Regions from separate parts of the Homo sapiens genome. Here all the other regions are linked to region 1. Evidence: read pairs that join two places in POLR2A ChIA-PET (ENCODE). Cell type or tissue: MCF 10A. All regions are shown on one strand. Each heading gives the region's core, and the rest is flanking DNA. Links, peaks and the distances in the headings are about the cores only.

What was found. Peaks named below come from ENCODE experiments on the same cell type or tissue, not always from the same donor. Only the 100,000 strongest peaks of a DNase experiment are listed, where the experiment ranks them.
Region 2: POLR2A ChIA-PET joins it to region 1 with 5 read pairs; 3 of 35 experiments call an interaction of 5 or more read pairs at or near these places.
Region 3: POLR2A ChIA-PET joins it to region 1 with 14 read pairs; 1 of 35 experiments calls an interaction of 5 or more read pairs at or near these places.

What each region holds. Positions count from the first base shown.
Region 1 is chr5:155,399,298-155,407,281 of GRCh38, reverse strand. No RefSeq gene overlaps it. Among named protein-coding and RNA genes, the nearest start is that of KIF4B, 390 kb to the right of the region's middle. In MCF 10A, for the core only: no CTCF peak of the experiment used is centred there; DNase peaks (open chromatin) are centred at 3,811 and 4,171.
Region 2 is chr5:155,348,670-155,356,653 of GRCh38, reverse strand. No RefSeq gene overlaps it. Among named protein-coding and RNA genes, the nearest start is that of KIF4B, 340 kb to the right of the region's middle. In MCF 10A, for the core only: no CTCF peak of the experiment used is centred there; no DNase peak of the experiment used is centred there.
Region 3 is chr5:155,525,603-155,533,586 of GRCh38, reverse strand. No RefSeq gene overlaps it. Among named protein-coding and RNA genes, the nearest start is that of KIF4B, 520 kb to the right of the region's middle. In MCF 10A, for the core only: no CTCF peak of the experiment used is centred there; a DNase peak (open chromatin) is centred at 3,996.

The DNA of each region.
Region 1 (7,984 bases), core at 1,600-6,599:
AAATGTATTCCTTTTTTTTTTTTTTTTTTTTTTGCAGCTATTGTAAATGGGGTTGAGTTCTTGATTTGATTCTCAGCTTGTTTGCTGTTAGTGTATAGCAGGGCAACTGATTTGTGTACAATAATTTTGTATTCTAAAACTTTGCTGAATTTATTTACCAGTTTTAGGAGCTTTTAAGATGAGTCTTTAGGGTTTTCTAGGTATACAATCATGTCATCAGCAAACAGCGACAGTTTCACTTCCTCTTTACTGATTTGGATGCCCTTTATTTCTTTCTCTTGTCCTCTGGCTAGGACTTCCAGTACTGTGTCAAATAGAAGTGGTGATAGTGGGCATTCTTGTCTTGTTCCAGTTCTCAGGGGGAATGCTTTCAACTTCTCCCCATTCAGTATAACGTTGGCTGTCGGTTTCTCTTAGATGGTTTTTATTACCTTAAGGCGTGTCACTTCTATGCTGATTTTGCTGAGGGTTTTAATCATAAAGGGATGCTGAATTTTGTCAAATGCTTTTTCTGTGTCTATTGAGATGATCATGTAATTTTTGTTTTTATTTCTGTTTATGTGGTGTATCACATTTATTGACTTGCATATAGTAAATTATCTCTGCATCCCTGGTATGAAACCCACTTGATCATGGTGGATTATCTTTTTGATATGCTGTTGGATTTGGTTAGCTACTATTTTGTTGAGGATTTTTGCATCTATGTTCATCAGTGATATTGGTCTGTAGTTTTCTTTATTTTTTGTTATGTCCTTTCCTGGTTTGGGAATTAGGGTGATATTGGCTTCATACAATCCTCTTTCTCTATCTTTTGGAATAGTGTCACTAGGATTGGTACCAATTTTTCTTTGAATGTCTCATAGAATTCAGCTGTGAATCCATCTGGTCCTGGACTTTTTTTTGTTGGTAGCTTTTTGATTACCACTTCAATCTTGCTGCTTGTTATTGGTCTCTTCAGAGTTTCTATTTCTTTCTGGTTTAACGTAGGAGGGTTGTGTACTTCCAGGAACTTATCCAATTCCTCTAGGTTTTCTAGTTTATGTGCATAAAGTTGTGCATAGTAGCCTTGAATGATCTTTCGTATTTCTGTGGTATCAGTTGTAATCGCTCCTGTTTCATTTCTAACTGAGCTTATTTGGATCTTCTCTCTCCCTTTCTTGGTTAATCTCACTAATGGTCAATCAATTTTATTTATCTTTTCAAAGAACCAGTTTTTTGTTTCATTTACCTTTTGTATTGTTTTTGTTTGTTTGTTTCACTTTCATTTACTTCTGCTCTAATCTTGGTTATTTCCTTTCTTCTGCTGGATTTGGGTTTGGTTTGTTCTTGTTTCTCTAGTTCTTGAGGTGTGACCTTAGATTGTCTATTTGTGCTTTCAGATTTTTTGATATAGGCATTTAAGGCTATGAACTTTCCTCTTGGCACTGCCTTTGCTGCATCCCAGAGATTTTGATAGGTTGTGTCACTATTATTGTTCAGTTCAAAGAATGTTTTAATTTCCATCTTGATTTCATTGTTGACCCAATGATCATTCAGGAGGAGGTTATTTAATATCCATGTATTTGCATGGTTTTGAGGGTTCCTTATGGAGTTAATTTCCAATTTTATTGACTGTGATCTGAGAGGGTACTTGATATAATTTCGATTTTCTTAAATTTGTTGAGACCTGTTTTGTGGCCTATCATATGGTCTATCTTGGAGAATGTTCCATGTGCTGATAAACAGAATGTATATTCTGCAGTTGTTGGGTAGAATGTTCTGTAAATACCTGTTAAGTCCATTTGTTTTAGGGAACAGTTTTAACCCCTTGTTTCTTTGCTGACTTTCTGTCTTGAGGACCTGTCTAGTGCTGTCAGTGGAGTATTAAAGTTCCCCACTATTATCGTGTTGCTGTCTATCTCATTTCTTAGGTCTAGTAGTAATTGTTTTATAAATTTGGGAGCTCCAATGTTAGATGCACATATATTTAGAATTGTGATATTTTCCTTTTGGACTATTCCTTTTATCATTATATAATGTCCCTCTTTGTCTTTTTTAACTGCTGTTGCTTTAAAGTTTGTTTTCTCTGATGTAAGAATAGCTACTCTTGCTTACTTTTGGTGTCCACTTGCATGGAGTATCTTTTTCTACCCCTTTACCATAAGTTTATGTGGGTCCTTATGTGTCAGGTGAGTTTCTAGAAGACAACAGATACTTGGTTGGTGAATTATCCATTCTGCCATTCTGTATCTTTTAAGTGGAGCTGTTAGGCCATTTACAACCAACATTAGTATTGAGATGTGAGGTACTATTCATTGTGTTATTTGTTGCCTCAATCTCTTGCTTTTGTTGTTGTGTTATAGGTCCTGTGAGATTTATGCTTTAAGGAGGTTCTATTTTATTGTATTTTGAGGATTTGTTTCAAGATTTAGAGCGCCTTTCAGCAGTTTTCATAGTGCTGGCTTAGTAGTGGCAAATTCTCTCAGTATTTGTTTGTCTGAAAAAGACCTTCTTTCCTTCATTTATGAAGCTTAGTTTTGCCAGATACAAAATTTGTGGCTGATAATTGTTTTGTTTAAGGAGGCTAAAGATAGGACCCCAATTCCTTCTACCTTGTAGGGTTTCTGCTGAGAAATTTCCTATTAGTCTGCCTGGTTTTCCTTTATAGGTTACCTGATGCTTTTGCTTTACAGCTCATAAGATTTTTCCTTTGTCTTGACTTTAGATAACCTGATGTGCCTAAGTGATTATCTTTTTGTGATGAATTTCCCAGGTGTTCTTTGAGCTTCTTGTATTTGGATGTCTAGATCTCTACCAAGGTTGGGGAAGTTTTCCTCAATTATTCTCTCGAATATGTTTTCCAAACTTTTAGACTGCTCTTCTTCCTCAGGAACACCAATTATTCTCAGGTTTAGTTGTTTTAACATAATGCCAAACTTCTTGGAGGCTTTCATTTTTTAAATTCTTTTTGTCTTTGTCAGACTGGGTTAATTTGAAAGTCTTGTCCTTGAGCTCTGAAGTTCTTTCTTCTACTTGTTTGATTCTATTGCTGAGAGTTTCCAGTGCATTTTGCAATTCTCTAAGTGTGTCCTTCATGTCCAGAAGTGATTGTTTTTTACTTTTGCTTTCTATTTCACTGGAGATTTCCCATTAACATCTTGTATCTATTTTTTTTTTTTATTTCTTTGAGTTGGACTTCATCTTTCTCTGGGGCTTCATTGATTGGCTTAATATTTGACCTTCTGAATTCTTTTTCTGGCAATTCAGAGATTTTGTCTTGGTTTTGATCCACTGCTGGTGAGCTAGTGTGATCTTTTGGGGGTATTAAATAACTTTGTTTTGTCATATTACCAGAATTGTTTTCCTGGTTCCTTCTCATTTGATTAGACGATGTGAGAGGAAAGATCTGGGGCTCAAGGGCTGCTGTTCAGATTCTTTTGTCCCATGAGGTGCTCCCTTGATGTGATGCTCTCTCCCTTCCCCTAGGGATAGGGCTTCCTGAAAACTGAACTGCAGTGGTTGTTATTTTTCTTCCGGATCTAGCCACCCAGCAGAGCTACCAGGCTCCAGGCTGGTAATGGGGAGTGTCTGCAAAGAATCCTGTGATGTGATCCATCTTCAGATCTCTTAGCCATAGATACCAGCACCTACTCCGGTGGAGGCAGCAGGGGAGTGAAGTGGACTCTGTGAGAGTCCTTGGTCATATTTTTGTTATGTGCCCTGGGTTTGTGTTTATTGGCCTCCAGCCAGGAGGTGGTGCTTTCAAGAACGCATCCACTGCCATTGTGTAGGGAGGATTCAAGCTTGCCCTAGGGCCAGGCAGTGGGCGGAGCCGTAGAGCTGCCAAAGGACTGTGTCATTTGTCTTATGCTACCAGGGTGGGTAGAGAAAGACCATCAGGTGAGGACAGGGTTAGGCATGTCTGAGCTCAGATTCTCCTTGGGCGGGGCCTGCTGCAGCTGCTGTGGGGGATGGAGCTGTGGTTTTCAGGCCAATGGAGTTATGTTCCCAAGAGGATTATGGCTGCCTCTGCTGTATCACACAGGTCACTGGTGAAGTGGGGGAAAGCTGGCAGCCATAGGCCTCACCCAGCTCCCACGCAGCTACCAGCTCCAAAGGCTGGTCTCACTCCCACCATGCCCCTGCAATAGCACTGAGTTTATTTCCAGGCAGCTGGTGAGCAGAGCTGAGAACTTGCCTCAGGCTACAAGCCTCCTAGCTGAGAAAGCAAGCCAACTCACAGTTCCTCTATTGTCCCATGGAGTCTGCAACAGCAATCTACCTCCTTCAAAGGGCCTGTGATTCTCTTGGCTTTCCTGGTATGTTCCTGTGGTAGTTCTTGGAGCAAAAGTTCACAGTGTGGGTCTCCACATGCTCCTCTGTTCATCCGAGTGGGAGCTGCAAATTAGTCCTGCCTCCTATCTGCCATTTTCCAACCCTATCCTGCAGTGGAGTTTTTGCGTAGAAAATGCTTTGATAGTCCTTTAACTAAAAAAAATAAATAAAAGTCCTCCTAAGATACTGTTTTTCTGATAAAGCATTTGTGCTCAGGCCTGGAAGTCTAATTTCCTAGTAGTAAAATAAAATATTTCAGTCCATTAATGTAGTACAATTCATCCGGTAAATTCTCTAATAAGTAGGGGGTGGAGGATAAAGATGAGAACTGAGTGGGATTCAACTGTGGCAATTTTCTGAAATGATGAACTGCTCCAAAAAACATCAAGCTTGATCACAGGGTCTCTAAGTTGGAAAGCAGAGGTGATGAGTTAAGAAACTAGGGAAATGAAGGACAGCCATTAACGAGAAGCCAGACGACAACTATACCAGGAAGCAGGAGGGAATGTCCTTGTCAGTCTCACCAAGGATTCAGTAGCATGGTGGTAGGTGTGCTTTTTCCTCTTCTTATCCTGTAGAATCCAGTCATTTTTATTTGTTTCTTCCTTCATTCATTCATTCAACCAGCACATGGTTCTTTAGTGCCTTCCTAGCATTTTTCTAGGCATTAAAGACACATCAACAGACAAATCATCCAACTTATGGGCTATTGGGGAGACAACAGACAATTAAACAAGCATTTGCCGTCAAGAGTGATACTATGGGAGCGTGTGTTAACAAAGTCTAACCTGGCCTCTAAGGTCAGAGAAAGATTTTCTTTTCTTTCTTTTGTTTCTGTTTTGAGACAGGATCTTACTCTGTTGCCCAAGCTACAGAGCAGTGGCATGATCACAGCTCTCTGCAGCCTCTACCTCCCCTGGGCTCATATGATTCTCCTACCTAAGCCTCCCTTGTAGCTGGGACTAATTTCCACAGGAGCAAGAACAACATGGATTAGAAAGGTGAGCCAGGCGCGGTGGCTCATGCCTGTAGCGGATCACGAGGTCAGGAGATCGAGACCATCCGGGCTAACGCGGTGAAACCCCGTCTCTACTAAAGGTGCAAAAAATTAGCCAGGCGTGGTGGCAGGAAACCTTAGTCCCAGCTACTTGGGAGGCTGAGGCAGGATAATGGAATGAACCCGGTGGACGGAGCTTGTAGTGAGCCAAGATGGAGCCACTGCACTCCAGCCTGGGCAACAGAGCGAGACGCCATCAAAAAAAAAAAAAAAAAAAAAAAGGGTGAGAACAGGGTGCAAAATGCTATTTATTCACCAGAAGTGAACCCAAATACCCAAATGTTCACATCCTCAAATAGTGGGCACATTGGTAGGAGTAGGAAGTCTTAAGAACAAACTTGGGAGGTTCACCATGGTGAGTTGAATTAGGTATTTAATAGGTATTTAATTATTTTTATTGTATTTATTTTACTTTATTTTATTTTATTTTTTTTGAGACAGAGTCTTGCTTTGTCACCCAGTATGGAGTGCAATCCAGTGATACAATCCCGGCTTACTGCAACCTCCACCTCCCAAGTTCAAGCGATTCTCCTGCCTCAGCCTCCTAAGTAGCTGGGTCTACAGGCATGCGCCACTGCACCTGGCTAAATTTTTTGTATTTTTAGTAAAGACGGGGTTACACCATGTTGGCCAGGCTGGTCTCAAACTCCTGACCTCAGGTGATCCACCCACCTCGGCCTCCCAAAGTGCTGGGATTACAGGCGTGAGGCACTGTGCCTGGCCTATTTATTTATTTATTTTTGAGACAGGCTGTCACTCTCACCCAGGCTAGAGTGCAGCGGTGCAATCTTGGCTCACTGCAGCCTTGACCTCCTGGGTTCAAGCGATCTTCTCACCTCAGCCTCCTGAAACACACGCCACCATGCTGGCTGTTTTGTTTTGTTTTGTTTTGTTTTGTTTTGTTTTTGTGACAGAGTCTTGCTCTGTCACCCAGGCTGTAGTGCAGTGATGTGATCTCAGCTCACTGCAACCTCCACCTCCTGGGTTCAAGAGATTCTCCTGCCTCCACCTCCTGAGTAGCTGGGATTACAGTCATGGGCCACCACACCTGGCTAATTTTTGTATTTTTTGTAGGGACAGGGTTTCACCATGTTGGCCAGGCTGGCCTTGAACTCCTGGGCTCAAGCAATCCTCCCGCCTCGGCCTCCCAAAGTGCTGTGATTACAGGCATAAGCCACCGCACCTGGCCAGGATTTTCTTCAGAGGAGTAATCAAGGGGTAGAGAAGAAGGTTCCAGGCAGAGAAACAGCATATGCAAAGGCATGAAAGGGCTTGGTAGGTTTAGAGATCGGAAAGATGCCCACGGCATCTGGATAAATACAGGGTGGGGTTGGAGACTTGGATATGAGGCAGAAAACATGCAGAAAGAATTGCTGGAGCCCCTTGAGAACCACAGGCTGGGTCCATTATCCTGAGCCCAATGGGAGCCTCACAAGAGCTTTAAACAGGAGTACAAAGTGGTATGATGGATTTGTGTTTAGAAATATGACCTTGGCTTCTATGTGGATAATTGATTTGATCCTGGGAGTCCCATCAGGGGACCACTGATAATCTGAGCTAAGGTGGCAGTAGTAAAGACAGAGAGAAAGGGATTGAGGATCATTAGGCAGGACTTTGAAATGATAGGATGTGAGCCATGAGGGGGAAAAAGGAGAGGAAGATGACCTCCAGGTTCTAGACTGTTCAATTGAATGAATGGTGAGCAATTGCCCGACCTCCTGCCTTGCCTGATAACTGGCACCACTGTACCCTGCTTGGCCTTATCCTGGACTGGCAGAGCAGTTTGTGATTGCAAAGACACCCAAACACTTCTGACTATAAATCAGTTGTTAGCCAAGAAAATTAAGTCATTATCTGCAATATATGAGAAAACAAAGAGGGGGCACGTGCACACACCCACACATACACTTACACACAAAGATGAAGACACAGAGACAGACAGGCAGACCAACTCATGAATGGGCAAACCTGCTTAGAGGGCTGGAGAATTTATGTAGAGTGGGGAACCTGATCCAAGTTTGTCAAACTAAGGAATTTTATTGCCTATAATTTTCTGTTTCTTTTTATTTATCTCTTTTTTTTTTCTGTGACATCTTCTTTCTTTCCTGGAGCTTTATTATCCTCAATCATTTCATATATTCTTTGTCTCCCCTGTTCTCCAAAATGAACTTTCTTTCTCCTCTGTCAAAACTTGCCTGCTCTGTGTTCTACTTCTTTAGTGTCAGGTCAGCCTTGTACAGCTAATCTCATACAGGATTTCAGGATTGAGTGGTTTAACTGATGATCCCTCAAAGATTTTTTTTTTTTTTTTTTTTTTTTTTTTTGCAGATAGAGTCTTGCTCTGTCGCCCAGGCTGAAGTACAATGGTGCGATCTCAGCTCACTTGCAATCTCCGCCCCAGGGTTCTAGCAGTTCTCCTACCTCAGCCTCCTGAGTAGCTGGGATTACAGGTGCCCGCCACCATGCCCGGCTAATTTTTTTGTATTTTTAGTACAGACGGGGTTTCACCATGTTGGCCAGGCTGGTCTTGAACTCCTGACCTCTGGTGATCCACCTGCCTCGGCCTCCTAAAGTGCTAGTATTATAGGCAAGAGCCACTGCGCCACGCCAAAG
Region 2 (7,984 bases), core at 1,763-6,762, 51 kb after region 1:
TTACTGATTCAATTTCAAAACTTGTTATTGGTATGTCCAGGATTTCAATTTCTTCCTGTTTAAATCTTGGGAGGTTGCATGTTTCCAGGAACATCCATTTCTTGTAGGTTTTCTACTTTGTGTGCATAGAGATGTAATACTTTCTGAGGGTTCTTTGTATTTCTCTGGGGTAAGTGGTAACATTCCCTTTGTCACTTTTTTTTTTTTTATTATACTTTAAGTTTTAGGATACATGTGCACAACATGCAGGTTTGTTACATATGCATACATGTGCCATATTGGTGTGCTGCACCAATTAACTCGTCATTTAGCATTAGGTATATCTCCTAATGCTATCCCTCCCCACTCCCCTCACCCCACAACAGTCTCTGGTGTGTGATGTTCCCCTTCCTGTGTCCATGTGTTCTAGAACTATAAATACCGTTCGACCCAGCCATCCCATTACTGAGTATATACCCAAAGGATTATAAATCATGCTGCTATAAAGACACCCTTTGTCACTTTTGATTGCATTTATTTATTCTTTTTTTCTTCATTAATCTAACTATCAGTCTATTAATCTTAATTATTCTGTCAAAGAACCAACTTTTAGTTCTGTTTCTCTTGTATGGTGTTTCACATCGATTTTGTTCAGTTTAGCTCTGATTTTGGTTATTTCTTTTCTTCTTATAACTTCAGGGTTGGTTTGCTCTTGTTTTTCTAATTCCTCTAGGTGTGATGTTGGGTTGCTAATTTGTGAGTTTTCTAACTTTTTGATGTGGGTATTTAGTACTATAGTTTCCTTTTAACACAGCATTAGCTGTGTCCCAGAGATTTTGGTATGTTGTATCTTTGTTTTCATTAGTTTCAAAGAATTACTTGATTTCTGCCTTAATTTCACTGTTTAACCAAAAGTCATTCAGGAGCAGATTGTTTAATTTCCATGTAAATTGTATGATTTTGAGAAACCTTCTAGTATTGATTTCTATTCTTATTACTCAGTGGTGCAAGAGTGTGGTTGGCATAATTTTGTGGGTTTTTTTAATTTATTGAGAATTGCTTTATGACTGAGCAGGTAGTCGATTTTAGAGTATGTGCTATGTGCAGATGAGAAGAATATATTTTCTCTTGTTGTTAGGTGGAGAGTACTGTAAATGGCCGTTAGGTCCATTTGGTCAAGTGTCAAGTTTAGGTCCCAAATATTTTTGATAGTTTTCTGCCTTGATGATCTGTCATACTGTCAGTAGAGTGTTCAAGTTTCCCATTATTATAATGTGGTTGTCAAAGTTTCTTCATAGGTCTCTAAGAACTTGTTTTATGAATCTGGGTGTTCCAATATTAGGTCCATAAATATTTAGGATAGTTAAGTTTTTTTGTTGAGCTGAACCCTTTATCATTATGTAGCGCTCTTCTTTGTGCGTTTTGATCATTCTTGGTATGAAGTCTGGTTTATCTGAAATTAGAATACATTTTTCTTCATTCCTTTTCTTTGAGCCTATGGGTGTCATTGCATGTGAAATAGGTTTCCTCAAGACAGCATTCGATTGGGTTTTGCTTCTTTATTGTGCTTGCCACTCTGCACCTTTTAAGTGGAGCACTTAGCCTATTTACATTCAAGGTCAGTACTGATATGTGTGGATTTGATCCTGTCATCACATTGTTAGGTGGTTGTTATTTAGACTTTATTGTGTAGTTGCTTTATAGTGTCAATGGTCTATGTACTTAAGTCTGTTTTTGTGATGGCTGATGATGGTGTTTTCTTTCCATTTTTAGCCCTTCCTTAAGGAACTCTTGTAAGGCAGGTCTGGTGGTTACAAATTCCCTTAGCATTTGCTTGTCTGGAAAGGATTTTATTTCTTATTTGCTTATGAAGTTTAGTTTGACCAGATATAAAATTCTTGGTTGGAATTTCTTTTCTTTAAGGATGCTGAATATAGGCCCCCAATCTCTTCTGGCTTGCAGGGTTTCTGCTGACAGGTCTGCTATTTGCCTGATGGGGTTCCCTTTGCAAATAACCTTCCCCTTCTCACTACTTGCCTTTCATTTCTTTTCTTTTGCATTGAGCTTGAAAAATCAGATAACTATATGTCTTGTGGATAGTTATCTCGTACAGTATCTCAGTGGAGCTCTCTGAATTTTCTGAATTTGAATGTTGACCTCTCTAGCGAGGTTGGAGAAGTTTTCAGGGACAGTATCTTCAAAAACGTCTTCTAAGCTGCTTGCTCTCTCTCCCTCTATTTATTTATTTATTTATTTATTTGAGATAGAGTCTTGTTCTGTTGCCAGGCTGGAGTGCAGTGGAACAATCTCAGCTCACTGCAACCTCCACATCCTGTGTTCAAGCAATTCTCCTTCCTCAGCCTCCCAAGTAGCTGGGACTACAGGCACATGCCACCATGTCCAGCTAATTTTTGTATTTTTAGTAGAGGTGGAGTTTCACCATGTTGCCCAGAATGGTCTCGATCTCTTGACCTCATGATCTGCCTGCCTTGGACTCCCAAAGTGCTGGGATTACAGGCATGAGCCACCATGCCCAGCCCTCTCTCCCTCTCTTTCATGGATGCCAATAAGTCATAGATTTGGTCTCTTCAGATAATCTCATATTTCTCATAGGTTTTGTTGATTTTTTTTATTCTTTTTTCTTTATTTTTGTCTGATTCAGTTGATTCAAAGAACCAGTCTTCAGGCCGGGCGCAGTGGCTCACACCTGTAATCCCAGCACTTTGGGAGGCTGAGGTGGGCGGATCATGAGGTCAGGAGATCGAGACCATCCTGGCTAACACGGTGAAACCCCGTCTCTACTAAAAATACAAAAAATTAGCTGGGCGTGGTGGCGGATGCCTGTAATCCCAGCTACTTGGGAGGCTGGGGCAGAGAACTGCTTGAACCCAGGAGGCGGAGGTTGCAGTGAGCCAAGACCATGCCACTGCACTCCAGCCTGGCGACAGAGTGAGACTCTGCCTCAAAAAAAAAAAGAACCAGTCTTCAAGCTCTGAGATTCTTTCCTCAGCTTGTTCTATTCCGTTGTTAACATTTTCAACTGTAGTATAAATTTTTGTAGTGAGTTTTTCAGCTCTATCACATCAGTTTTCTTCCTTCTTAAAATGGTCATTTCATCTTTCATCTCTTGTATCATTTCACTGGATTCCTTAGATTCCTTGGATTGGATTTCAACTTTCTCCTGAATCTTGATGATCTTCATTGTCATCCAGATTCTGAATTCTAAGTCTGTCATTTCAACTACATCAGCCTGGTTAAGAACCATTGCTGAGGAACTAATGCAGTCATCTGGTGGTTAGAAAACATTCTGGCTTTTTGAGTTGTCAGAGTTCTTGCACTGGTTCTGTCTCATTTGTGTGGGCTGATGTTCTTTTACTCTTTGAAGTTGCTGTCTTTTGGGTGGGGCTTTTTGCCTTCACATTTGATGCCCTTGAGGGTTTGACTGTGGTATAAGTTGGGTTCAGTCAACTGGCTTTGTTTCTGAATGATTTCCGGGGGCTCTGGCTCACCTCAGCACTGCATGCTGTAACCCTAGGGGGCTGGACCCAAGCCCACTGCTTTATTCTGTGGCCCCTTGAGATTAAAGCACCTGCTGTGCTGGAAGAGCCAACATGTTCCCAGTCTCTGGCAGCAACACTTTGAAGGGGTTGCTAGCAAAAGTGCTTTGGTGGGGTGGTGGCAGTGGGGTCTGCATTCATGCACACACACCAATAGTGGCTAGGAGGCAGTATGGTAGGGTCCAAACACACACACACACATGCATGTGCTGCCAGCAGCAGGGTAGTGAGGTCTCCATGCATCCATATACCAGCAAAGCAGTGAGGAGATGCTGCAAGTGGGGCTCATCAGTAAAATGGTGGAGGGAGGCTGCTGGTGGGTACACATCAGCAAGAACCCATCTGCTATATCTCTCCAATGGTTAGGCAGGGTCTACCAGTGAAGAAGCTATGTCAGCAACCACCAGGAAGTACCCCAGTTAGGCATCCAAATCTGTACTGCAAATGAGCATGGCTAGTGAGGGACCCTGGAAGAGGCTGGGGAAAACAGGGCACTCAGATTAACCTGGTCACATCTGTTGGGCAAGACAGCCCTTCTCTGTCCATGTCCAACAGTTAACGAAGGGCAGACTTACCTAAAGGAGTGTGGTGAGCCTTGGGGAATGGGCATCTCTGGCCTTGCTCCACTGAAGCTGTTATGACATCAAGCCCTCTGGATGCTACACAGGCTGGAGTCATGTCCCTGCCACTTCTCTAAGCAGCTCGCTCTGCCAGCTCAAATGTCCATGGGGGTCATGGGGTCTCCTGCCGCTGGGATTCTGGAGGTCTGTAGTGAGAGTGGGCCTCTCCTCTCCTATTTAACTCACCCCTTCTTCAGGAGTTGCTGGGGGATGGGAATGAGTCCTGGCACTCAGGAGTCCTGTTCAGGGTTCCCAGCTTCCTCCCCCTCCAGCCTGGGGTCTGCATTCTCTCTCTACCCACTCTCAATGCCCTCCTTCAGAAGATGTGCTTGGAGGGGGATGGTCTTCTTAATGGTCAGGTCTTTCAGTGGCAGATGCTCTTCCCAACTGCATCTAGTCAGCCATCTTGGCTCCCCTCAAAACTCATTATTATTTTAATTGGCATCCCCTTTATAACACATTATTTGGAGCATTTATTAATATGTTTATTTGCCATGTGGATAACTTCTTTGGCAAGGTGTCTTTTAAGGTCTTTATCCTTAAAAGGTCTTTATCCTTTATCCTTTTAAGATCTTTATCCTTAAAAGACACCTTACCAAAGAAGTTATCCACATGGCCAATATGGTTTCTTATTGCTTGTTTTCTTATTGTTGAGTTTTAAGAGTTCTTTATATACTTTGGACAACAGTGCTTTAACAGATGTATCATTTGCAAATATTTTCTTCCCATCTGTGACTTGTCTTCTCATTCTCCTGACATTGTCTTTCACAAAGCAGAAGTTAATTTTAAATGAAGTCCAGCTTATTGCTGGTTTACTTTCATGAATTATGCCTTGGTTTTATATCTAAAAAGTCACCACCATACCCAAGATCACCTAGGTTTTCTCCTATGTTATCTTCTAGAAGTTTTGCATTTACATATAAGTCTGTGTTCCATTTTGAGGTAATTTTTGTAAAGGGTATATGGTCTTAACCTGGATTTATTTATTTATTTTTGCATGTAGATATCCAATTGTTCCAGCAACATTTATTGAAAAGTCTATCTTTGCTCCAGTATTGCCTTTGTGCCCTTGTCAGAGAAGAGTTGACTATATTCATGTGGGTCTATTTCTGGTCCATCTATTCTGTCCCATTGATCTATGTGCATATTCTTGGCTAATGTCACACTGTTATGATTGCTGCAACTTTATGGAAAGTGTTGAAGTCAGGGCTGGTCGCAGTGGCTCATGCTTGTAATCCCAGCACTTTGGGAGGCTGAGGCGGGCAGATAACTAGGTCAGGAGATCAAGACCATCCTGGCTAACTCAGTGAAACCGCATCTCTACTAAGAAATACAAAAAAATTAGCCGGGTGTGGTGGCAGGCACCTGTAGTCCCAGCTACTCGGGAGGCTGAGGCAAGAGAATGTCGTGAACCCAGGAGGCAGAGCTTGCAGTGAGCTGAGATAGCACCACTGCACTCCAGCCTGGGCGACAGAGCAAGACTCCATCTCAAAAAAAAAAAAAAAAAAAAAAATGAAAGAAAGCCTTGAAGTCAGAGACACTATCAGTCCTCCAACTTTGTTCTTTAATATTGTGGGTCTTTTGCCTCTCTATATAAACTTTAGATTCAGTTTGTCAATATTCACAAAGTAACATGCTTGATTTTGATTGGGATTGTGTTGAATCTATAGATCAAGTTGGCAAGAACTGACATCTTGACAATATTGTGTCTTCCCACCCATGAACATGAAATAGCTCTCCTTTCATTTAGTTCTTCTTTGATTTCTTTCCATAGAGTTTTGTAGTTTTTCTCAGGTAGATATTACACATAATTTGTTAGGTTTATACTGAAGTATTTATTTTTAAAGTGCTAATATAAATAGTATTGATTTTAATTTCAAATTCCACTTGTTCATTGCTGATATATAGAAAAGCAATTGTTTATTGTGTATTAATCTTTTATCCTGCAATATTGCTATAATCACGTATTAGTTCCAGGAGTGTTTTTTGTCAATTTTTTCCAGATTTTCTACATAGACAACCATGTCATCTATGAACAAAGACAGCTTTATTTTTCCTTTTCAATCTTATATCTTTTATTTCCTTTCCTTGTCTTATTACATTAGATAGGACTTCCAGTACAATGTTGAAAATAAGTGGTAAGTGGGGGTATCTTTGCCGTGTTCCTGATGGCAGTGGGAGAATTTCTAATTCCTCACCATTAAGTGTGATGTTAGCTGTAGGATTTTTGTAGATATTCTTTATCAAGTTGAGGAATTCCCCACTATTTCTAATTTACTGAGAATTATCTGTGTCATGAATGGGTTTTGTCAGATGTTTTTTCTGTATTTATTAATTGTGGAATTTTCCTTTTTTAGCCTGTTGATGTAATTGATTATATAAATTCATTTTTGAATGCTGAACAAGCCTTGCATATCTGGGAAAAAAATCCTACCTGATAATGGTGTATAATTCTTTTTACGCATTGTTATATCCAATTTGCTGATATTTCATTGAGGATTTTTGCACCTATGTTCATGAACTATTGGGTTTTAGTTTTCTTTCCTTATAATGATCTCATCTGGTTTTGGTGTTAGGGTAATGCTGGCATCATAGAATGAGTTAGGAAGCATTCCCTCTGCCTCTATATTCTAAAAGAGATTACAGAGATTTAGTGTAATTTCTTCTTTAAATGCTTGGTAGAATTCACCAGTGAATTCATCTGGGCCTGGTGTTTTCTGTTTTGGAAAGTTATTCATTACAATTCAATTTTTTAAATAGATAAGCCTATTCAAATTGTCTATTTCTTTTTGTGTGAGTTTTGGCAGACTGTGTCTTTCATAAAATTGTTCCATTTCTTCTAGGTTATCAATCTTGTGGATGTAGAATTGTTCATGGTATTCCCTGATGAGGTCTCAGTCTTCCCGTGAGCCTCTGCCTCTGGACTGTGAACTTTGTAAGTGATTCTCAGATTTTTCAATCCTGTTAGGTGGCATGTAATAGCTGAGGGTGGGAGAGGTTGGAGTTAGGTACTTCCCTTTTCCCAGTAGAAGGCTAGAGGGCACTGGAATTGGGTACTTCCCTTTCCTCAGGTCACTTAGCCTCTGATAAAACTCCAGCAGTTAGGGGCTAGTTAAATAGATTCCCCTGAGGGCAGCCTTTGTTAAAAACAGAGTGCACTGGCATATTTTAAAATGACTCCTCCCCTCTTCCTGTTGGAAGCATGAGGAGCTTTACTCTGATATTTACTCTGAGAACCTGGTTTGACTCCAGGAAATAAAATTCACAAAAGTGTGGGGATCTTCCTATAACTGGGTCCTCCTGAAGTTTTTAACTATCAGAGCTGCCTATACTGAGCTTCCTGCAATTCATCAATTACTGTTCAGGTCTTCCAACCCCAGCACTGTTTCCACTCTTGAGTCTCTGCTCTAGTAAGCCCTGATTCCCTGTATTTACCTGTCTCTCCAATCTTGGGGTTAGTAGTGTGCCCTCACCTCTCTTAGAGGCCCAAGAAGAGTTGTTGATTTTTTAGTCTGTTTAGATTTTTATTTGTTGTTAGGACAGAGTGGAAACTTCCAAGCTCATGCAGAAGCAGGAACCAGAAATCTGCCATATGTTCAACTTTGGTAGACAATGTCAAACTTTTCCAAAGTGGTTGTACCAGTTTACATTCTCACCAGCAATGTATGAACATTCTTGTTCTCAAATTTTTGACAACATGGTAATATCCATTATTTTTAAGCCTTTCTGTTGTATCTCATCTTGGCCTTATTTTGTATTTTCCCTAATTACTAATAAATTTAAGCACCTTTTCATAAGCCTTTTGAATGTTTTATTTTGTAAATTATA
Region 3 (7,984 bases), core at 1,594-6,593, 130 kb before region 1:
CTTTGTTCTAGGATTCCCCATGCCTTTGAAGCTCTAATATGCTTTCTTTTTCTCATCTTTAAAAGGGGATAATAATGCCTACACCATAAAGTTCTTGTAAAGATTAAATGAATCAATTCTACAGAGCTTAATAAATGTTAGCTTCCATTATTATGGCTATGATCATTATTATTAGTAATCTGGAAAGGAGAGGGATATAGAATATAGCATCCTCCACATTTAGGAGTCTATAGAAATCTCTTATTCATTGACTTGTGAACTTTCTCACTGGGGGCTAATATTTCTCATTACACCACCTGAGAAATCCTGTCTAGGATGATCCTCTGGTCCCTTCCATATCTGATGTCCTGTGACTTCACAGTAAAGCTTCCAAACATAGGCTCCCATACCCTGAGCAAGCATATAAAAAAGCCCATAACAAGTACTGCATGAGCGTTTGTTGAATGAACACATGAATGATTCACTTTTAAAGTCGAGAACATCCAGTTCACAGGCTCAAATTACAGCCCTGCCTCCTAGCTGGAGGTGTTTTTCAGAGTCTGCGGTTTGGATATTCTAACAGGGAAATATGAACTTTCAGTATATCTTCAAATGCTCAGTGTTATCCCCTCCCAGGCTAATTTGCCTGCAATCATCCAAGCCGATAGCTGCTTCATTCATTCACTCATTTATTCATCCATTTAACAAATATCTACAAAATTCCCCCAAGTTCCATGCATTGTTACAGCAATGAGGAGATGATGATGAATCATTCACAGAACATGCCTTCACAGTAACTGCAGTCTCCTAGATGATAAAAGATATGTACAGTAATCATAATTTAAGGTGAGTAGTGGGGAGAGCAGCCACAGTTTAATGCATTCACAGATGACAGTTGCCTTTGAAAAGCAGGAAAGTCTTCAGGAAAAAAAGGCATGTGGCATTTAATGTGGATTTTAAAGGATCTGGACACATGGATATTTTAGGCAGAAGGAATTCATGAATTAATACCCCCATAATATCAACAACCTAAATCATAATACAGGCCCCATCATATGCCACAACCTAGCAGTGTGTGAAGCCCTGGAATTATGTCACAGGTCTGCCACATACTAGTCACTTGGACTAAGAAGGTAATCTCTCCCATTTTCTTGATTACTTGTAAAATGTGAAAATTAATGTGAGATGAGTAAGCAATGGTAATACTTACAATTTATTTAGCCCTTGCAAAATTACAAGTACCATTTTAAGCCTTTTATATGGATTAGCTCATTTAATCTTGACAACAAACACATTTCTCAGGCAAAGTAGTTTGACCAAGGTCAAAGAGCAATGAGGATTGAAACCTAGACTTTTCCTCAATTCCTTCTTACGATAGACCCTGACCAAATCTTACTAATTGGTATTATCTCCATTGTTCCAGCGAAGAAGCTAAAGCCCAACAAGATTAAGAAACTTGCTGGCCCAAGATTACACAGCTAGTAAGTTTCAGGTCTGGGGTTCAAACTCAGAACTGTTGGATTTGCTTGCCTGTGCTCTTAAAGACCTCACATGTTCTTAGGATGACAGCAGCAATAGCATCAACAATAGCAACAGCAGTAAATGTCTATAAAATCACTTAATATGTGCCAGACACTGTTTTTGCATTGCATATAGATTAACTCATTTAGTCCTCATGATGATCCCATGAAGTAAGTACAAGTGAGAAAAGTGAAGTATGTGGAGCTGGTAGGTAAATTGCCCAGAGCCATACAGCGAGGCATTGGCACACCTGAGACTTGTACTCAGGTAATCTGGCTTCAGACTCTGAGTTATTAACTATGACTCCATAATCCTTCTTTACAGGAAGGGGTAGTGGTTAACGGGATGCATTTTGGAACTTTAAAACCACCTATCTTACTCAGGAGAAGCTCTAAATAATCTAAATTTCAAGGGCGACATATCTATAATACAAAGTGTTCCATGAGGATTACTCCTTTTCTCAGTTGGGTTGTTCATATTGTCATTAGATAGACTGAGTAGGAGTTAGGAAAAGATTTCATCAAATGAATGAATGATGTGGAACTTTCCATATGTTTAAATTGACTTTGTCTATAAGCACCCTCATAGATGACATCTCAAAACTTTTAAAATAGGAGCATAGGCCGGGTGCGATGGCTCACTCCTGTAATCCCAGCACTTTGGGAGGCCAAGGCAGGCGGATTATGAGGTCAGGAGATCGAGACCATCCTGGCTAACATGGTGAAACCCCGTCTCTACTAAAAATACAAAAAAAAAAAATTAGCCGGGCGTGGTGGCAGGTGCCTGTAGTCCCAGCTACTCAGGAGGCTGAGGCAGGAGAATGGCATGAACCTGGGAGGCGGAGCTTGCAGTGAGCCAAGATCATGCCACTGCACTCCAGCCTGGGCAACAGAGCGAGACTCTGTCTCAAAAAAAAAAAAAAAAAAAAGGAGCATATATCCAGTGTGTTATTGCATTTGTGTGCTTACACAGTATATATAAAAAGAAGTGGAGGTAGCTATTAAAAGTATGATAGCCAAGTTAAAAAATACACCTTAAAATTAGAAAAGATTAGAGTTTCCAAAGCATAAATGAAAGGAATCCTATGGAGTCTTTTTATTTTTACCATTTCATGTTCTGTAACCTTCATTTTAATGGTAGCTATCATCTTCTCAAATGTGGTAGGCATTTTCTTAAGCTAGCAATGATCATCAACCCTTGGAATTAAAAGGCACCAATAATCATCTGATAATTTGTGCCAGTGAAGCCATTTTCCTGATGTTTTCTTTTGGTCATTTGTATTCAAAATTGTGAAAAATGCATAAGGTGGATTTTCTGTTGAAAACAAAAGGAAGATGTATTTTGGCTAACTGCTTTGTGCAAGAGTTGTTTAGGAAATAAGAGCTACTGTTAAACGGCAAGATAAGTGTGCAATTAGTGACAACTGTGGAGGAATTAAAGAGCAGGAAAATATTACAGTGAGTCTAAGCTAATGGCATGAAAATAAAAACTCTTCACTCTCAAGGCAATCTCCTCTGCCTCCTTGCTTTATATTTAGAGCCCTTTTCAATTGACTGCAGGTCATGAAAAACAAAAAAGAAATTATCATCCATCTTTTGCTTGCATTTGAAACTGCAATATGAAGTCATTATTAGTAGAAGTAAGTCATTTTAAAAGTTTATTACATCTATAATACATATAAAATATTAATAATGGTATTTATTGAAATATAATGATAACTAACAATTCCTGAGAATCACTATGTGCCAGGCTCTATCCTTGTTTCACAAGCATTAGCTCATTTAGTCCTCACAATGTATAAGGATGAGTCATGTTAACCACTGAGAAAATGACAGCTCAATGAGCTCAAGTAATTTATCAAAGACCATACAGATTATCAGGGGTGAAGCAGGATTCCAGCCTATGGCCATCTGACCAAAAACCTGCTCTCTTAATGGCCATTCTGTATGCCAGTTTTTCCTGTTGTTATTTCCTCTAGGCTTAAGCAATTCACTTGAAACAGCAGAGAAATCTAATAATGGCTACATTATTATTTGATAGTTGCATATATTTGAGCTTCTCAAAAAGGAAGTTCTGAAACACAGGAAAGTGCCTGGGATACTGAAGCCACAGGGTTTATAATAATGTCCCTTCTTGGAATCTTAAACCTAGTCAATGACTTAGGAGTAATCGGTAATTAAAAACATTATTTTTACATTAAAACTAATCAGATGGAGTTGATGAAATAGAAGTCATATGCATTTTTAAGGTAAAAAATGAGGATTCAAAGAAATGTTGGATTCAGCGCTATCTCCCAAAAGGGCTAAGGCCCACACCTAGAAGCGTGATTCATCCTTCTCAAGTCAACATCACACCTTACCCCGCCCAGCATCCTCCTCCTTCTGATGGTAGCACTGTGATTTCCCTCTAGGGAACCATCCCTCATACACACTCTCACTTCTGGTGATTCAGGATGGATCCCATTCCTGGCTCTATGGAAAGCCTGTGAACCAGATCTGACCAATGGGACTCAATTATAGAGTCCCATTATAGGTAATTGGGAAAGAGAAGTTCTTTGTCTGGACTTGAAGCTGAGAGGAGGATGCCCTGGAGCTGCTCTGGGCCATCTGGCCACTACACGGGCAGAGTTTGTTAAGAACAAAGCCCACACAGAGGAAATCAGAGCCAAGTGATGGGGCAAGACTAATTCCTGCTGAAATTGTTTGAGTCTGGCTATGCCTGAGGCTAACTCCTGAACTTATTAGCTATGCAAGCCAGAAATTTTTTGTGTGTGTAAATGTGTTTGTGCTTCTGTCGCTTGCAGCCAAAAGTATCCTAATACTGTGTCCATCAATCCATTTGATTATTATGAAAACTCAGATGTCAAGCTGTTGGCAAAGGATGGAGAGAAAAATTCAGGGCTGCTGGTGGTGTTTCCACAATCTAGTTTATCTTCATATCATGGGAGAAAAAGGATCAGGACCCTAGAAAAAGGAGAGGCTTATGGAAATGAACAGTCAGGACCCTCTACACTTACACAAGCACATAAATCAAGCAATGAAATTAAAATGATTTACCCCGCCCCCCACAAATGGCCAGGATTCCCAGAATAAATAATTCTTTCTGTTCCCATCATAATACAATCGTTGATAGGCCTGGGTAGAAATGACCTGCATGATGAGACAAAGAAGAGAATAAATGTGAATTATCAATTATCCTACCCTTTAAGAAAACCATTTGCTGTTTTAGCAAAGAGAGAAATAATTTAAGAATGATGCTTGTTTATACGTATTTCTACACACCTGTTCTATTATTCAAAGAACCTGAGTCTAGAACTGGCTGTGATTTTATTTGTTGGGCTCTTAACTTGGAAACTTTATTACCTGTTAGCTCCATAAAAGTAGAGTGGTGGCCAGGTGTGGTGGCTCATGCCTGTAATCCCAGCACTGTGGGAGGCCCAGGTGGGTGGATCACGAGGTCAGGAGATCAAGACCATCCTGGCCAACATGGTGAAATCCTGTCTCTACTAAAATACAAAAAATAATAATAATAATTAGCCGGGCATGGTGGTGTGTGCTTGTAGTCCCAGCTACTCAGGAGGCTGAGGCAGGTGAATCGCTTGAACCCGGGAGGTGGGGACTGCAGTGAGCTGAGATCATGCCACTGCACTCCAGCCTGGTGACACAGCAAGATTCCATCTCAAAAAAAAAGCAGAGTGGTATCAAAGAATGACCAATGTCAAAGAAAGCTAAGCTAAGCTCTGAAATCCAATCTCAACTGTGTTAACTATTGCCGTGTGGGATTGGGATTGTGACCTTGAAGGTATCCCCAGGTTTGGCCTGGGGGTCCATCAGTTTCTTTCCTGATGGTCAACACACTCTCATCACCTTTGCCAGACCAGTCTCCCCTTCCCCTTGAACTAATTTCTACCAGCTGTCTCAAATCTTGCTGTTCTACCTACTGGGAGGCCCTCTTCTGCACCTGTCTCAATCTCACCTCCCTCCCAGCATCCATTTTAAGTCCTACGTACTCTGCAAAGTCCTCCTTACTATCTCAGTATACACTTATTTTCTCCTTCTGAGTTTTCAGAGCACAGAATACCAAGGAGGATGGTTTCAAGTTATTTAGTCCAACCCCACCCTCTTCCCACCAATCTGTGGTTTATGTTTTTAGCCACTGTAAGCATACATTCCTGCCTGAGGCCTGAAATTCATACACATGAATGAGAGGTGTAGGAAGGAAGAAAATGGGGCTAAGGTACATATTGAATGTAGGACTCGCTGAGTTATCATGTTTTCTGAAACATTACCCACACACACACATACATACACACACACAAGCCAAACTGTTGGCTGACAGAACCCTGTCAGGACCATGGACCACCAGTCTGGAGCCTGTTGTCTATCATCTCAGCCATGCCATGATAACGAATCCTAACTGAAAACTACAGTTATGTGGAGCACACTATTTCCCATTCCATTTACTTCAGCTCTATTAGAAATCCTTCTTTAGAAATCAATTAATACCTAGAGTCTTTGCTGCATGAGGAAGCACTCAACCATCTCAAATCTCTTGTATCATTCCACAGGTATTTCAAACGCATTAATAGTCTTATTCCCTAAATGTAAGCTTTTTGAGAGCAAGACACAAGCTGTTATGTGGCACACAAGGTTGGATTAGAGATTGATTTTATTCCTTCGACTCATGCACCATATACTGACTATGGAAGTGTCTTGTTTGAACATAATTTCTCTGGAGGCCTATTTTAGAAAATGACAAATGAAGTGGCAAAGCAATTAAATCCAAAATGCCCACCCACAGGATGTTGGAGAGGATCTCTCATTTCATCCAGAAGTGTTGATTATGATATGATTTTGTTGTTGTTGTTTTGATGTGTCTGGAAAGTAAAAATTCCTCAAGCATTCAGCACCCTGAAGTTATGCATAAATGTAGCAATTAAGTTTTCTTTTTTCCCAAGCTGGTGTCAGGAGGAATAAAACACCAAAACACATTAAATCCACTTAGGCAAGGCAGGTTTTAAAAAAAGAAAAACTTTAATGGGCCAATATCTTGTCAATAATTCTCAGCTTCAGTTTAAAAACAGATATCATGGTTATTTGACTAATTTTCCTTCCATTTTCATATACTTTGGAGGTTTTCTTACCTATGCCATCAGCCAGGTTAGGTCCTACCAACTCTCAAGTGAGGCTCGTTTAGTTCAGTGCAGCCAATCAGCGCCAAAGGGCACAGCTCAGAAGTCCTAAACATCCTCTGTAAGGGACCAATAAAGAGAACACGCTTGCTAGCCATTGCTGACAATAGAATGAAGGAACAATCAGGGTCTCAAAAAGTCCCTTAAAGAAAAGCACCTGTGGCCGGGCTAGGTGGCTCACGCCTATAATCCCAGCACTTTGGGAAGCCGAGGCGAGCAGATCTTGAGGTCAGGAGATCGAGACCATCCTGGCTAACACAGTGAAACCCGTCTCTACTAAAAATACAAAAAATTAGCCGGGCGTGGTGGCACATGCCTGCAGTCCCAGCTACTTGGGAGGCTGAGGCAGGAGAATTGCTTGAACCCAGGAGGCAGAGGTTGCAGTGAGCCAAGATCACGCCACTGCACTCCAGCCTGGGTGACAGATGAGAGTCCATCTCAAAAAAAAAGAAAAGAAAAGAAAAGCACCTGTATCCATGGCTGGAACAGAGTTGACACTTGACTACTGATTGGCAAATGAATGTTGAATGAGGAAATAACTTCCTAATTTGGTTAGGTTTTAAATTTGATAGTTTTGCAACGAAAAGGAAAACAGAGGTAGGGAATCCAGAAATTGATTATTAAATGACATTTACTTATTTTACTCTAGAGTGTGAATGAGACATTATTCTGTTAATGTTGTACATACGTGTGTTTGTTTTTTATAAGCTTGCTCAATAAGAAACTCACCCCCACACATTTTATTTCTTCTGTATGAGCTCATTAATATCAAGAAATAATGCCTGAAAACCCTGTGGGGAAAATACTATTTTAGGTTAATAGTGCTAAATAACAATAATATTTATTGAGTATTTATCATGTTCAATGAACTTCACATATATTTTCTCAATCTTCCTAACAACCATTTGAAATAATGAATATCATCTTCCATTTAAATATGAGAAAACTGAGGCACAGACAGATTAAGTATTTTACCTACAAGAATATAGTTTTTTTTTGAGACAGGGTCTCACTCTGTCACCCAGCCTGGGGTGCAATGGCACAACCGTGGCTTACTGCAGCCTTGACCTCCTAGGCTCAGGTGATTCTCTCACCTCAGCTTCCCAAGTAGTTGGGACTGCAGGCATGCACCACCATGTCTAGATAATTTTTTGTATTTTTTTGTAGAGATGGGGTTTTGCTAGGTTGCCTAGGCTGGTCTCAAATCCCTGAGCTCAAGCAATCTGTCCGCCTCAGCCTCTCAAAGTGCTGGGATTACAGGTGTGAGGCACTGCACTTTGCCCAGATACAATT